Linked DNA regions of Mus musculus: region 2 is linked to region 1. A link is a loop called in an ENCODE intact Hi-C map of the cell type or tissue named here. Cell type or tissue: left cerebral cortex. All regions are shown on one strand. Links, peaks and the distances in the headings refer to the core of each region. The heading gives the core; the rest is flanking DNA.

Region 1 (5,381 bases), core at 200-5,199:
CACATGTTTTAATAGTGTATCATACAAACAGTCCTGGTAGAATAGTTACTTCTCTTTGAATTTTCATAAGCCAGGTCTCCATCGTCCAACCACTCTCAACATTCTCATTCCCTAAGTTCCCACAGCACAGCACCCTGAGCTCTGAGCACTGAGTGGTTTTCCTAAACTCAAATTAAAATGCCACCACAGTCTTTCCCAAGGTGCCTGAGGTGGTCCATCACAGCAATACCCCTGCTATTTGTAAACCAGGTATCAACTCCTGTTTTAGAGTTTCTATTACTGTAACAAGACTGCCAAAAGCAACTTGGGGGAGAAAACAGTTTATTTTATCTTACATTCCCAAGCAGATGAGGTGAAGGCTAAGTCAGGGCCTGGAGGAAAAAACATCTCCAGCATGAGTGTAAATTAAGCAAGGAAACAGATTTTGAAAACAAACAAATAAATAAATGTTAGAAGTGAAAAAAAATCAATGGATTAAGCAAAATCACAGTGGAAAACACTATCAGCTTCGAGAAAGCAAGAGCGAAAAAAAATCAGAAATTGAAGACAAGGTCAAGGAAATGCTGTATGCAAATATCCTTAAAGAAGCATAAAGAAATAGGCACAGCAACACCTTTCAAAATCTCTGTGATATAATCAAGAGGCCAAATGGAAGAACCTGTAAGAATCAGAAGGAGTTGAGATCAAAACTAAAGGCATAGAAAATAAATAAAATGGGATTATAGAAGGAAAACAAAAACCAAAATTCATTGAAAGAAGTAGGAATTTAAGCGTAAGAGTAACTTTGAACTCCCCAAATTCATAACCAGAGAAGACTTCCTCATGATGCATTTTTGTGAAGATGCCCCGGACTACAGTTCACGCTGGCAAACATTTCATGATAACAGAACTCTCAAACAGAAGCCCCCAAAGCATGTCACACTACATTTCAAGGCCTGGAAATAAGTAACTGTCAACAGAGATCACCATAGCCAGCAAAGCTATGTTTTAAAAAGCAACAGAGAAATGGAGACGTTTTAAAACACATGACCACCAAGCCAGGGCCACAGAAGATAAAAATTCACAGAGAAAGAACAATGATTTCAATCATGAGGGTACAGGAAATGGGAGAGACGAAAAACTTCGGAAAATTGATCATGTCTCCAACCAAAGCCCTAATGGGAGTGAGGGAGAAAGCAAAAAGAACAGAGAATAATCCAACCAAGCAGGGAAAGTCCAACAAAACCACAATGTCTTTTAAACGTCTCAATAGGAGACTTTTTACCCTAAATGCAAATAAATAGGCTTAACTTTCTAAATAAAAGCTGCTTGCTTTAAAAAAAAATGACATCTATTTTTTTTTCAAATTAATGTATATCACTGGCAAAGACATACAGAAATTTAAGAGTTCAAGGACAGAAGTTAACATGCCATGAAAAAAAAATGCCAAAACAAGCTGGCAGAGTTTTTCTGATACCTGGAGTAGTTGTCTTTAAAGGAAAGTAATCAGAAGGAACAAGAAAGACTCTGCATAGATAATTCATCAGGAAGATATAAAAATCGTACGTAGCAAAGTGCCCTATGCTGAGGCTCTTAGATTCATAAGATAAACACTAATGAGCATAAAGATTTATAAGCAATAATACAAATGGCTTCAACTCCCTGTTCTCATCACAGGTAGGCCAATCAGACTGTGTCAACAAAGACATTTCAGAATTAGTCTGCATCATAGATACATTTCCCGAGGTACTTACAGAATATTTTATTCAATATTCTTTTCAGCAGCCAGTGGAACTGCTCTAAGACAGATCACAGTGTAGGCCGTAAAGCAAGTCTTAAAGTGTAAAAGAATCAAAGTAATGGATTTTGTTAGATCATAGAAGAATACAACTAACTAGAAGTTGATAGTGGGAAAAAAAGTGTCTAAATAGAGATTGAGCAATATATTCTTTTCTATTTTTATTTATTTTTTCTCAAATTTTATTGGTTCTTTGTGAATTTCACATCATGAACCCCAATCCCACTTATCTCCCCCTACTCTCATAACCACCCTCCACCCTTGCAACTTCCCCCTAAGAGGGAAAAAAATTGGCGTGGAAGCTGTAGTGTGTCACAGTGTTTGGCACAGTTTATCCCTTTGCCCACACTTCTTTGCTTGTAAATGTTTATTACAATGAGTCATTGGTCTGGTTCCAGGCCTCTCTCTTCTGCTACACTATCAATACTGGATCCTCACTGGGCTCCTCTCAGATATCCTGTTGTTGCCCTATGTCATGGAGAACCTGTAGCTTTGGATCTGACCAAAGAGCTGACCCCTGCATGCACTCCAACAGATCGTTGATGGGATAGATGTTTCGTGGGCCAATTCAAAGCCCTGGGCCTGAGGGGTATCTGAGCTGGCCAGTCTGCAGCTCTACTGCACTCACACCACCAGGGCAAACTCTTCAGCCCTGCCCCGGCTGGCTGATCCAATGTTGCAGCCAGAAAGAGGCACAGACAGCTCTCCTGCTCTCCTGCTTTCAAGCCTTGGGGAGGACTCGTCTATGCTCACAACGTCAGAGGCAGCTCTACTGTGTTGTCCAGGTGAGGTGTAGGGCCCACTCTTCCGAGTGCTGCAGCAGGCAAATGGGCTAAGCCAGCTCTCCTGCTCTCAGGACCTCAGGGGCAAGCTCACCCACAACCCACCTCCAAGTTAGCTCTACTGTGTTGCCCAGGCAACGTTCAGGGGCTGCTTTCTAGAGTGCTGTGGCTCGGAGGGACAGGGTCATCTCTCCTGTTCTCGTGGCTTCAAGGCCAGGTCTCCCACCTGCTGCAGGTGATGAAGGGCACGGGAGGTGAGTATCTCTCCCTCATCCATGCCACCGCACAGATGAGTGTCAGGGCCAGTTCTTCCATTCTCATACCCTCAGGGGTGGCTTACCCCAACTCCTCTAATGTGCAGGGCTGCTCTCTCAAGTACCGCCACTGACTGGGGCAGGGTAAACTCTCGTGCTCTCAAGCCTCTAGGACCAGCCCCAACCCTCACCGGTGCCCAGATGAGGGGTGGGTCTGCCTAGTCCTCAGACATCAATATTTTCCTGGGCAGCAGCCCAGACCAGCGATGTCTGCCTGGCCTTTGGTGGTAATAGACACCCGCTCTGCCAGGCCTGCCTGGACCCACTGACACCAAACTGGTGGTCATCTCAGGCTTGCTTTTTTTCAGGGAATGTTAGGCTACTAACTCAGCCATTCACTGGTCAGACACTGAGCTTAGACGTAGCATCTCTCCTCTCTGCCACCTACTGGCACACATATAGCACAGCAGGTGTACCTGCAGTGTCTCTAGGTGCAGTGAACTGTATATATACTGAATATATATTCTCTCCCTCTCTCTCTCTTTGTGTATATATAGAATTTTTAATTTTTTATTAGATATTTTCTTTATTTACATTTCAAATGTTATCTCCTTTCCTGGTTTCCCCTCCGAAACCCTGTATCCCCTCCCCCCTGCTCACCAACCCACCCACTCCTGCTTCCTGGCCTTGGCATTCCCCTATACTGGGGCATAGAACCTTCACAGGACCTAGGGTCTCTTCTCCCATTGATGACTGACTAGGCCATCCTCTGCTACATATGCAGCTAGAGCCATGAGTCCCACCATGTGTTTTCTTTGGTTGGTGATTTAGTCCCAGGGAGCTCTGGAGATACTGGTTAGTTCTTATTTTCCTCCTATGGAGCTGCAAACCCCTTCAGCTCCTTGGGTACTTTCTCTAGTTCCTTCATTAGGAACCCTGTGCTCAGTCCAATGGATGGCAGTGAGCATCCACTTCTATAATTGTCAGGCACTGGCAGAGCCTCTCGGGAGACAGCTATATCAGGCTCCTGTCAGCAAGCTCTTGTTGGCATCCACAATAGAGTAGGTTTTGGTGGTTGTTTATGGGATGGATCCCCAGGTGGGGCAGTCTCTGGATGGTCATTTCTTCAGTCTCTGCTCCACACTTTGTCTCTGTAACTCTTTCCATGGGTATTTTGTTCCCCCTTCTGAGAAGGATCGAAGTATCCACTCTTTAGTCTTCCTTCTTCTTGAGTTTCATGTGCTTTGCGAATTGTACCTTGGGTATTCTGAGCTTCTGGGCTAATATCCACTTATCAGTGAGTGCATATCTTGTGTGTTCCTTTGTGATTGGGTCACCTCACTCAGAAATTCTTAAACAAATGGATGGATCTGTATATATACTCCTAATGATCAATGTATTGTTGAAGAAATCAAGGAGATAATTAAAAAGTTACCAGAGTCAAATGAAAGTGAAAGTGTAGTTTATTGGAACCTTTGGAATATGGCAGAGGCGATGCTGAGAACAAAGTTTATATCTATTAATATATTCATAAAAACACAATAAACCAAAGCAGATTTAGAAAAAGAAGAAGAAGCCATATCTAAAAGCACTAGGTGGTAAGAAATAATAGTCTCAGAACAAAATTAATGAAATCAAGACTGAAAGAATACAAAGAATCAATGAAATAAAACCTTAGTTATTTGGAAAACTAAACATCAATAAACCCAAAAGGCTGCTAGGGGTAACTTCAAAACCTGTATTTCAGAAGGTAGAAAATACAGAAGAAATGTAAGGGATAAATGCTCAGAGACACATAACTACCAAGTAAAAGGAAATAAAAGCAATTTAAGTAGATATATAAGAATGAAATTGAGGTAGTAATAATCTCCCAACAAAGAATTACAGAATCAGATGGAGTCACTGTGATACTAGACTTTTACAGAAGAGGTAACATCAATGTTTCTCAAAAGAGTCCATTAAACAGGGAAGGAAAGAATGCCATTCTATGCTATTATTATTACCACGGTACTAAAACCAGGTAAGGATAGAACAAATAAATGCAACAATTATAGCCCATCATCCATGATGATTATAGAATATTGAATTCTCAATATAATATTGCAAACTGAATTAAGCAACATATTATGTATGATGATCGAGTTGGATTCATTTCAAAGATGCAAAGATGGTTCAATATATGCAAACCACCAAATGCAATAGAATCAGGAACAGAAATCACATGATCATTTCAATAGATGCAGAAAAAACTTTTTGGAAAAATTCAACATCCTGTTCTTATAAAAGTCCTAAAGAAACTGGCACTAGGAGGAACATATGCCAACATAATAAAGACTAAACATTATAGCAATGGGAAGAAATTGAAAGCATTTTCTCTAAGGTAAGGAATAATTGAATAGTTTCTACAGTCTCCATCACTAGTCAGTATTGTGCTTGGCATCTTAGCTAGAGTAATAAGGCAGAAAAAGAAAGGATACAAGCAGGAAAGGAAAATGCCAAATTATCCCCATTTGCAGATGATATGACTCCACTCAACCAGAATCATCTCCAATATGATAGAAACTATCA
Region 2 (5,381 bases), core at 329-5,328, 57 kb before region 1:
ACAAGGGGTAGGTCTTGAAGGTTTTTCGGATATTGAATCTAATATCTGAGCAGAAGAAAGCTGCTTCAGAATGTCCATGGGTCCTTTGCACACAGATCACAATACATGAATGCATATCAAAATGGGAACTAAAGATTCATATATTTAAAAACAAACGGATGAGATGTGATTGAAGACTAGAACGCCATCCATGGTGGCTTTCTTGTCTTCACATCCTTTTGTTTCCAGTCTCCAATAGACAGAGCAGAGATGTCACATGAGCCAAATATACTCACTTGTCTTTGAGGGGCTTTCTTCGTGACACAAGCACCACAAAGTCCTTGGGTTTGTCTCCATTTACCACCGAGCAAGTGATGTAATATATCTGATCGTCCTCGCTCACCTGGTCTATAACTTCACAAGATCTGTGTGAACAGGACAGTATTCAAACACATGCTTTCTACCTGCTAGAATACACTTTGTTTAGTTTTTGGCATGACCTCCTTCTTGACATCAGTATTCACCTGTTGTGCTGACCCATACATGCTCTCATGCACACACACACACACACACACACAGACTTTGCTTGAAGGCTGACTTTGGAACAAGCTGTTTGTTTAGAAGGAGTAATTTTGCATGTGATAGAAAGGTACCAGCTACCTGACTCCAAGGTCATTTCCCTCAAAACTCCAGAGGAAGGTAATAATCTTTTCACAAAACTATTTGTTTCTAGGAACAGTAAAACCTGTTGAGGACAAACGGGCTGTAAAGCAGGGGATGCCCAAGCCCAGAGGAAAGAGTGTGCGGGGAAGAACAGCAACTCGGAAGCTAAACCACTTACTTTTGAGTCTCGGGCCACTGTGTCCACTGTGTACTGGCCATACTATGTCAGAAAAGTCATATTATTATCTCATCTGTATGATGTAGATAGTACTGTCTAGGGGGTCATTGTGAGAGTTAAGTGCAAACACTTCCTGCAGACCTACCTGAGTGGTAAGTCGATAGACAAGACAAGTTAGCTGAGTTTAAGTGAAGTAACTGGTTTCTCCATTGATTCATATTTCATTTAGATGGAATGCCAAGGAAACAGAATTGTGAGAGAGGAGTATGAAAGAAGTTGTTGAAAGGCACGGCATCTTGTCTTTGAGATGCTGCAGTGCTCTGTATCCTAGGAAGCTAGGCCTGAGTGTAGTCTGTCACTGCAAAATATAGCATACAAGGCTCAGAGCTCCATAGCCATCCCTAGGACATGTGGCAACACCAAGACCTTTGGTGCTCAAGTCCCTTTCATACAGTGACACAGTACTTTTATTATAACATATGCATATCCTTCAGTATGCTCTAAGTCATCTCTATATCACTTCTGTAATACAAATGGTATGTTGATATTTGCTATACGATTTAAAGAACCAAGTAAAAGGAATCTGTTTTTGCTTGATGCTGACACAACTCTCTAACACACACACACACACACACACACACACCACCCTTCATCTAAAGTGTTTACATGTGCAGATGCAGGGGAATGGGAGCAGGGTATGACTGATCACACAGGGGAGCAGCAAGCATCATCTTCCCCCAGGACTCATGCTAGCTCAGCAGCGTCTCACTGAGACTCATGACTTGGCAGGAAGAGGGTTCTGGGAAGATTTTGGATACCTCCTCAGAAGCAATGAGGCCAGGGAGTAAAGCAAAAGAGTGTGTGCTACAGAGCCTGGCTGAGCTGGATCTCAGAAACAGGAACAAAATCAGCTTTGAGGTTGTCAGTGATATCACAACAGATGTGGACCACCAATGCTAACTCAATACAGATGAGAAACAGATGAGTGTAATAATTGTTTTTCTTTTAAGTCTCATGAAGCAGTTTAGGCAGAACAAGCTCTAAAACTTCTCTACATTTCTGAAACAATACACCATGTATCAAGCAGTGGAGAACTACAATTGAAGTTATCTTTCCCACAATGCCAGGCTTGATTTAAAAAAGACATTTAAATTTGTTCTTACATGTAATGGGGGTCCCATAAAGGTCGCTTTGTGAGGTCAGACAAGAGATGATAAGCTATGTGGGCTGGACTGCCCACAAGCTTTTCAACCTTAACAGATATGGCATCTTGCTCCTCCAGGGTATATATTTTTATCTAAAAGATAGGAAGAAAAATTAGAAGAGAAAAAAATATTGTTTACTTTAAAGACACAACACAAACACACACACACACACACACACACACACACACACACACACATTTATGCACACACATGAATGGGCAGTCATACATCCTTGCCTGTACCAAGTAAGGCATCTATGTGGTCAACAACAATCTCACTTCAATCTTGGATGCTAGTTCTGTGACATCCAAATAATACATGGGCTAGTTAATTTGCATCATGTTTTGTTGTTGTTAATGAAAAATAAAGAACAAAAGCTTTTCTCTCTTGCTTTCTGTGATATTTCCTGCTTCCACACACTAAAGACAGAGAATAGCACAGGATGTTACACCGATCCATGTCCCATTTACCCTAAGACTGGATGGCAGTGCTCTCCCAGAATATCAGCATGCCTTCGAGTGGACTAAAGGAACCCAGGAAACAAACCAACTATCTCTAGGACAAACAATTTCTCAGAAGGACCCACAGAACATACTTCTTTAGTGTTATTTGCTTTCTGAATCCCAAGTCCAAATTCTAATATGTAATATCTGTTAGATAAGCAGTAGTCACTCGACATATAATAAAACACTAATGCCATTTCTGTGGCTCTGAGCTTTCTCCTTCTCCTCCTCCTCTCCCTCCTCCTCCTCTTCTTCCTCCTCCTCTCCCTCCTCCTCCTCTTCTTCCTCCTCCTCTTCTTCCTCCTCCTCTCCCTCCTCTTCTTCCTCCTCCTCCTCTCCCTCCTCTTCTTCCTCCTCTTCCTCTTCTTCCTCCTCCTCTCCCTCCTCTTCTTCCTCCTCTTCCTCTTCCTCCTCCTCCTCTTCCTCTTCCTCCTCCTCCTCTCCCTCTTCCTCCTCCTCTTCATTCTAATTATCAGAACTATGTGTTCCACCAAGAGCACATTTTTATTCTGCTCATTTTCTCCACTTCTTTCAGGGTGTTTTGAAGTTAGTGTTGAAAATTTCTATCTTATAATCATTACCATGACAACAGGCTGTGAGAAGACAAACATGAGGTTAGGACTCCAACCACAGGAATCAGGCAGTTGGAAAGAAATCAAGCTGTGAAGAGCTGGCCTCTATTGAATCATATATCTGTGTCTAAACATAATATCATCCTTGCTACTAGACTAAAGAAACAAGAAATCACAACTACAGTAGCTTAGGCAGCAAACAAGTGACTACCCACTTATGTAAACACATCCCTTCCAAGCCTTGTATATCTTTATTTAGTTCCAGTCTAAAAAGAAAGACCTAGCCCAGCCTGTGAGCACTTGATGAATACAAACAAATCCAGGTAGAACTCCACCTGGCTGCCTTCAGCACAGAACCTAAAGAAGATCTATTGGTGTAAATCCAGAGAGGAACTTGAAGGCCAGGTATCTCCAGACCTGGCTCTCCATGCACAGCCAAGCCAGTGGAACTGGTCGTACAGTTGCCTTGGGATTGCCTGCTTTGGTGAATCAGGGTGTGGGGACAGATTGTGCTATTGGGCCATACAGTTGCTTGGAGTTTCACACTCCTGCCCACAATCCCATGATAGAGTCCTAACCTCTTATACCTTGTAATGTGACTTTATATGGCAATAGGGTCTTTGCCAATATAATTCACCTAACAGGTTGTATCTCAATACAGTAGGCCCACTATAACTGATGTTTTTATAGAGAAGGGAAGCTAGACACAGACATGCACACAGGGAGGACACCATGTGGAAATGAAGATAGTGATGCACCTGCAAGCCAAGGAGCCTATTGACCAGCACTGCTCTAGAAGCTGGGTGAGAGGTGAGGTACTCATCTCCTCAGAAGTGACCAGGGTGCCTACATCTTGATCTCAGGATAGCAGTTTTCACAAGGGAGCTCCTATAGATTCCTATTGTTTCAGTAACCCAGTGACCAGTCCTCCATTGTGACAACCTTAGGAAATTAAACCAGCAATTTTCTAGCAAGTTGCCCTCCAGCTTGCAGATATATTTTATCCTTGAGCCAAAAGAAGTAGCCACCTTCTGTTTTTATAGATGGAGCTCACTGGTTAAGCCAGCACCAAGATCCATAGTGGATGAATGAATGGCATCTATTCCTTCCCTGAGAAGTCCTTCTCATTTTCCTGCTACCTGAACCAATGCCACAGATGCAAAGGGGACAAAGAAAGGCAGTGGTCCATTTTGGCTCTCTTTAAATTTTCCAAAGAAAAGCCACTGTGGTGGTTTGAAGGAGATCTTTCACATAAGACTCCAGATACTTGGTCTCCAGTTGGTGGCTGTTTGGGAAGGATTAGGAAGTATGGTCTTGTTGGAGAAGGTGTGTCACTGGGGTGGGCTTAAGATTTTAAAAGCCTATGCCATTTCCAGTGTGTTCTTTCTGCCTCCGGCTTGAGGCTGAGATGTGAGCTCTCTTTTGTACCTACCTCTCCCCATGTCTTTGCTCTGTCATTGTGAACACTAACTCTCCAGAACATAAGCCCAATAAGACATTTTCTTCTGGAAGCTGTCTTGATCATGCTGTCTGATCACAGCAGCAGACAGTAACCAATCCATGAAGCTTGGCTTCATGGGAAGATTCTCCAAGAAGATGGCTTCTCTTTGCTCATGGGCATGGAGATGGACTCCTTGCACTACCAACCCCAGTGTTTTCGGTAACTGGAATGAAATGAAATGTAAGTAGCTCCAGACTCAGTGAGGCAAGCCTGCCCAGCGCCTGTTAGTAGATCGCTTTCGTCATAGCAATGCTCTGCTCCGACCTCTGGATGTCAGTCGGGATTACAAGGAAAAGAAATAATTAAGCATTTTAGACTGTTGGTTTCAACTGATATGTTGTTTTTGAGATTACATTGTAGACAGGAAAAGGAAACTATGTTGTGCAGAGGCCTAGTCCATAGAGGCACCAGGAGATTGCCATTGGTGATAAGAGCTGGAGCAGCCAGGTGGACTCTGGGCCAATTCTGTCCCCTCCTTCAGCTTCTTTGAGATAGATGCCCTCTGCTCTGCATCCTATACCAGGTTGTTTTGGGGGTAGGCATCCATGTCTTTCTTGTTCTTGTTATATTTTCATTTTGTTCTCAGACTTAAGATAGTCCATGCCTGTCAGGCCATGCCCCTCATGGTAATTTCTTTCCCAGAGGACTCAACTCAAGCTTTGAGCTGCCTAGAAAGCATCTTCATCTTCACTCATGACACTACCTCCGAGCTCCTTTGCTGAACTGTTTCTGTCTTTCTGCACTTTAATTTGATCAAGTTAGAGCTGTCGTCTGTGGGCT

The links. A loop is a pair of places that touch in the nucleus more often than their neighbours do. Peaks named below come from ENCODE experiments on the same cell type or tissue, not always from the same donor. Only the 100,000 strongest peaks of a DNase experiment are listed, where the experiment ranks them.
Region 2: a loop joins it to region 1, with 2.0 times the contacts of the local background. A loop is called at or near these places in 2 of 42 quality-filtered maps.

Annotation. Positions count from the first base shown.
Region 1 is chr13:91,721,186-91,726,566 of GRCm38, reverse strand. All of the region lies in intron 1 of 4833422C13Rik (RIKEN cDNA 4833422C13 gene), which reads left to right. Gm22778 (a small nucleolar RNA gene) reads right to left here and starts at 3,311; the gene lies at 3,184-3,311. In left cerebral cortex, for the core only: a CTCF peak has its summit at 3,261 (motif pointing left); no DNase peak of the experiment used is centred there.
Region 2 is chr13:91,777,923-91,783,303 of GRCm38, reverse strand. Acot12 (acyl-CoA thioesterase 12) reads right to left here. Exons shown (of 15, transcript NM_028790.3): 12 at 1,984-2,117; 13 at 276-404. Among named protein-coding and RNA genes, the nearest start is that of Zcchc9, 27 kb to the left of the region's middle. In left cerebral cortex, for the core only: no CTCF peak of the experiment used is centred there; a DNase peak (open chromatin) is centred at 3,247.